2 separate regions of the Homo sapiens genome follow, and region 2 is linked to region 1. Evidence: chromatin loops called from intact Hi-C (ENCODE). Cell type or tissue: ascending aorta. All regions are shown on one strand. Links, peaks and the distances in the headings refer to the core of each region. The heading gives the core; the rest is flanking DNA.

Evidence for each region. A loop is a pair of places that touch in the nucleus more often than their neighbours do. Peaks named below come from ENCODE experiments on the same cell type or tissue, not always from the same donor. Only the 100,000 strongest peaks of a DNase experiment are listed, where the experiment ranks them.
Region 2: it touches region 1 in a loop (4-fold over the local background); 2 of 110 quality-filtered maps call a loop at or near these places.

The regions. Positions count from the first base shown.
Region 1 is chr1:230,823,351-230,826,272 of GRCh38, forward strand. It overlaps LOC124904548 (a long non-coding RNA gene), which reads left to right and starts at 1,150. Exons shown (of 2, transcript XR_007066939.1): 1 at 1,150-1,666. In ascending aorta, for the core only: no CTCF peak of the experiment used is centred there; DNase peaks (open chromatin) are centred at 1,451, 1,951 and 2,601; H3K4me3 peaks cover 1,035 bases; H3K27ac peaks cover 2,500 bases.
Region 2 is chr1:230,898,977-230,901,898 of GRCh38, forward strand. No RefSeq gene overlaps it. Among named protein-coding and RNA genes, the nearest start is that of C1orf198, 32 kb to the left of the region's middle. In ascending aorta, for the core only: no CTCF peak of the experiment used is centred there; a DNase peak (open chromatin) is centred at 1,215; H3K27ac peaks cover 703 bases.

The DNA.
Region 1 (2,922 bases), core at 225-2,724:
GAGAAAGCTGACAAAACTGTCTCTGTGTATCCAGAAGACAGATAGTGTCATGGGCTGTGAAAGGTCACAGGTGGTGTCTTTTTCCTCCAGCAAATGGGCCCTGAGGCTCAGGCAGCCACCACCCCTGATGTGGTGCCAAAGTCGGACCAGATGCCCCAGTAACGGGATGCTGGAGATGTTGAGCCAGCTAGCATCCATCCTCGGAGACACCCAGAGCCTCTGGACAGCGAGCCAAAGGAAACGATTCTAACAGAGCATCTGCCTCCAATTACTCAGGAAGAGCACAGCACTTTGGAGAACACATTTTCTTCCACAAGCCAGGGAGGAAACACATGTGGGATCCAACAGGAACCCCATCCTGGCTTCCCCTCTCAGTCACACTGCCAGGTGCAGGGCGGGATGAGGACACATGGCTTTGCCTCTGCAGCATAGAGACCCACAGAGGGGACTGCCAGGAGCACCATTTAGAACTCCAGAAGGCTTGCGACGCTCAGAATCTCAGCAGTCCCTCTGTGGAGTGGTTCTTATTTTTCTGAATCAGGGACCCCTTTGAGAATCTGGTGAAAAAAAGTTATGAGACTGTTCCTCCAGAACATGCACAGACACAGAAGCACATGTGTGTCATTTCAGAGCGTGGGCAGACTCCCTGACTGCCTGTGGACTGCAGGTTAGTTCCTGTCTCCTCTGTCTCCCTGGAGCAGGTGACACATGGCTAATAGTGTTCAGAGCAGGACTGGACTTCAGAACTCCAAACCCAGAGCCTTTTTATCTCTCTCCCACGGCCTCCATCTGCCTGACAGATTTCAGAGCCTTTGGAGAGCCTTGGAGAATGGAAACTTCCCTGTGTTGATTCTAACCTGGACTTCATCCAACCCTGAATCAATAACCCCAGTGAGGCCCCCTGCCCCCCCCTCACACTTTTAAGACTTGCATTCATGGCTTGAAGTCCCATGCCCCTGGGAGGGTGGCTCAGGGTCAGCCAGGTATTGGATGCCAACAGACTTGTCTAGGAACTGCTGCCTCCACGAAGGCACTGAGCTTGGAGACAGAGCAGCAGGTCTCATCCTCAAGGTCTCATCTCCACCAGGCCACAGGGTCCCAAAAAAGTCACATAGTAAACAGAAGGGGTATTTTTCAGGCCCAAATTATAGCCTGAACTAAACTAATGAAACCGGCTTATTAGGTCAACTGTATTCACTGGGGGAATAATGTTCTTTTTTCTCCAACTATACTACCTATGAAATTCCTCTTCCCTTCTTTGGACAATATCTCCACCATTCCCTAAGGCCTTCTTCTTAAGGGCAATGACTCACCTTCTGGCACTAAATGTCCAGCTCAGGCCCAGCTAGCTTCTGGGTGTCCAGTTTGCACTCCAGGCGGTGGACGGGCCAGGGGCTCCCACCATGGTCTCTCTTGCTGCCCTGCCATGGAGACAGCCCCAGATAGCCCCCCACATCATAAGGGGTTTTCAAGGATGTGCAGAGGGAGGACATACATTGCCAGAGCCACCTGGAAGCGGTGAAGCCAGCAGAAGTGATGCCTACCAGGTGCCAGACGCTGCTCCAGAGACCAGACATTCTGCAAGCCTGCCAGAGCCTTGACTCTCAAGGAGCTCGTAGTCTAATGGACATGCGAGTGAAGGATGCTTTCATCTGGCAGCAAGAAGGTGAATGTGCTTTGTAAAATGACTCAATTATTAAGATCATAGAGAGCAGAGACGGTTATATATGTCGATTTTTATTACAGTTTAATCTAGAAAATCTAAAAATAGCTACATGAGTCACCAGTCAGGAGATGTGTTTCAGGGTAGATGGCAGTTTGCTGAGCAAAGAACCAGGAGGCTATGGGGAGAAAGGACATGTTGTAACCCTAGTGCCTGGAGGGCACTAAACCTCTATCCCTGCTTCTGATTCGCATTTGCTACATGAGACAGACACTGATACAACAAAACTGTAAGCAACTCTCCAAGCTATAGGATGCAGCTGTCACCGAGTTTCAGGGGAAGGAAAGGGCACCAGAGTTTGCTTTCGGGCTGCTTTGATAATGAGTTCCCTGATAATGACAAACAACACAGGTTAGGTTTCTGCTCTGTGCCAGTCTCTGTTGACTGTGCTTGGCAGTGTTATTCCTTTTGTCCTCATACCAACCGTATGACATAAAACTATTGTTTTACTCATATTACAGATGAGGAACTTGGGAAAGAGAAAAGTTAAGTAACATGTCTTATGTGACTTACTAATAAGAAGGCACTTAGAAACGGAAACTCTTTCCTAGGGGTAATTGAAGCAATTTGTAATTGTGCCCCTGACGGGACATAACCAATGGGTAGGGGAGGATTTTCGTGAGTGGTCCAGTTCTAGAAAGCAGGTCTTTCATGTAATAGCACATTTTCCTAAATGGCATTACAAAAGTGGCTGTGGCTAGAATCCCAAGGGATTTGGGATTCTGGCAATGAGGAGAAGTGGAGAGAAACTGTCCAAAGTGCAGGCTATTTATTGATCACAGAAACCCTGCGTCAGTGCTGACTGAGTCTGGGATGCAGGCTGATGCAAGGAGAGTGAGTGATTCTGGGAGAAATCAGCTGTTCTGCCTGCCTCCCATGGGGCCCTAAAACTGCACCGTCTGCCTCAGTGCACTACCAGTGCAAGAGCCCCTGTTGGAGGAGGGAGGGCAAAGGCCCTGGGGAGAGCAGAGCTGGATATGCAAGGGCTGGAAGACAGAAACCAGTGTACGCAGGGCTGGTCTGCCAGAAGCAACATTGGGCACCTGCTTCTCCAGCTGCCCAAGGCCAGGAGGGCTTCTCAACCACTGTCCTCATCCACTACCCCTGCTCTGGTGCTGCCAGGCACAGAATGCACCTGGAGGAAGAGCTGAGTAGAACGAGAGCTGGAGGGTGGGAGCTGCGTGTTGGAGGGAAGTTGA
Region 2 (2,922 bases), core at 222-2,721, 76 kb after region 1:
GATTCTGGGACTACAGCTGCGAAGGATGGGCTGTCTTTGGGTCGCCGATGCAAAGCTGAACACTGGTAGTAGCCCTGCACCCACCACGTTGGGAGAACAGGTTTGCAGATGGAGAGAGGAGCAGAAAGGAGAGATAGAGCCCGCTTCCAGCACAGCTGAAACATTTTGAGGGTCCAGGGCCAGAATATAAACGGACCCACCTATCACGTATCTAAAGACTTGGAAGTTATAAATCCATTGTCAAATAAAACATATCCTGTCTTCCTACCTTAATAAATGTATCTTCATGAGAAAAAAAAAATGGATATGGAACATGTGTAAAGCTACAGGTTTAACATATTCAAAAGTTTGCAAAATGCCTAAGACCAGTGCATTTAATCATTATTACACATTTGGTGTTCTCAATAGGCTCTGACATCAGCCAGAGTAATAAAGATATGCATGATTCAAAAATCACATTAATTCCTTAAAATGTATCATTCTTGCCTTCATTTCAGCAAAATCACTAATGTGGTTATATTCAAGATTTTTACTGAATTTGTGCTCTATCATGAGTTATGGATTAAAAAGAATTTTTAAAAAGATGTAATTGTAGTAAAAATATACCAAATCTGAATATATTTTTTAAAAATTTAAATAAATGTAAACATTTTTAAACTTGATTTTTAAAAAAATTTTTACTTTTAAAGTGTTCAATATGATCTATTAAAATTAAAGGCAGTGTGTGGATTATAATTTACAAATATTAAATTAAAACTCAAACCTTTAAAGCTAAATTTTATTTTAAAAATATAATTGCAATTTTAAATATAAAAATTATTTGCAATTCTAGCATTCGATGTCCATCTGGTTACCAGTGTAAAGAACTGGCATCATGCTTTACCTGTTGTGGCTAGACCTGCATATCTTAAGTTACCACGTGCAACTGTCACATAGGCCATGCTAATTCATGCGAACCTCCTGAATTGAAACAAAGCAAAGAAAAAAACAATCTAGACTACTGGAAAAAGGCACGTCACTATGTAAGAATCCAGTGCATTTATACTATCCGAAGGGAAGAATTTGACAAAATAGTTTTTTCCCCTCTTATCTAAGGCATTTCGATTGCTCAAGTAATTTTTGGAAGGAATGTGCCAGCATGTAATTTCAGTATTATTGGTCTCCCAAGGATGTGGAGCACAAAACCAGGCTGCTCAGTGGTCAAGCTAGCATCTCACTCAGAGGGCCAGAGCTGTGCTCCTACCCACACACATTACCAAAATCAGAGTATTGGTTAACGCTGCCCTGAAGGGAGAGCAAGAAGAAACCTAACAGATACAGAAAGGGAAAGAAGAAGGGTCAAGTTGCATAGGAACAGAAGAATGAAGATTATTTTAATGAAAATGTTCTTGTAATAAAAGGATTACAAAGTCAAGATTTTACTTCTAAGGCTCTTAAAATACAAGTGTTCATAGATGATAATTTTTAAAATCACAAACAGAAATATAATATTAATTGTTATAATGATAGGAGTGTTTCTGGAAAAAAATTGGAGGTGTAAAGGCTGGAGTAAGCCTGAGATAAGGTGATTTTTCTTATTGGATTAATCTTAACAGAAATCACTTATAGGCTGACACAAAATAAATGGGGTGATAATATAATGGATGAAAATCAGATTTTATAATACAAAAGAAAACAGCTATAAGAATGGACCAATATTAATTAAATGACACTTGGTGGAGGCAAAAAGATTAAATGGTAAAGCTTTATTAAACAGACACAGCTGCTAGGGAAGACGGAAGTTAGAGATTTTTAGTTGACTTGGGTCAATAGTGTGATGAAGCTGCCTTCGAGAGCTACTGTAGTCTGCTGTGTTTATATGAAATCTGTGATGTATATTTATTTATATGTATAAACATGTGTTCACATACATTCTGGGGTGCTGGTAATGTTCTGTTTCTTGATCTCAAAGCTGGTTATGTTAGGTTTGTGAAGATTCACCAATGTGCACACACATGTGCATTTTTTGTATGTATGTTGTACTTCAATTAAAATATTTTATGGGACAGACCACATGTGGACTATTATGTTTAGTTATGAACATTTATTTCATTTTAAGGAGTATGAAGAGGCGGTGGGAGGAGCCACAGAAGGAGCTATTTAGGCTGAACAAGCGAAGGCCCGGCAGGGGAGCTGTCTGAAGTTTTTTTGTGCATTCCGCTCAATGATGGTGTTTACCTAGGTTGACCGCCAGCTCCGTGGCACTACCTGAGTGACCTCTGGGCAGCTACTCACCTCTTTTTGTCCCAGCTTCCTCAACAGCAAATTACAGGAGCTTGACTAGATGATCTGAGAACTCCTTAGCTCTCAAGTGCTATGAGCATTAAAAGGCATGTGTATAAAACAAGTATACATGTATCAGAGTTAGTTGGTTCTCCCACTCATGTTTTTCTTACATGTTGTATTTTTTTTTTTATCCAGCTGTGAAACTGGATGGTTAACATTTATGTACTTACCTGAAACAGAAAGTGCTACATTCACTTTAGAAGTTACTTCTATACCAAACTGGTAATTCAAGGAGTTAATTTGCATGTAAAAATTGTTCTAGTACTTTGCATTAGAAGCCTACTAATGGAAAGATTCATTGATTCAGAATCTATTTTTGGACAGAGATGTATTATTTTAAATTCTGATCCTAGTAAGTGACAATTTCCAGTTTTTGTTGGGCTTATACATAAGCCTTGACAAATCTGATCATTTTGACATGATCTCTAGAGTTGTGTTACACAACAAGCCAATCCGCCTGGCCCCCGATGGATGACTGCTGGAAGCCCCTTGAGTAATATGGTGGCATTTCTACCTGGTAGACAGCCAAAAGCAATCAAGCTCCTTGACAGAAGGGCTTATTTGTTTAAGGCTAAGAATGCGGCAGTCAAATCCCCG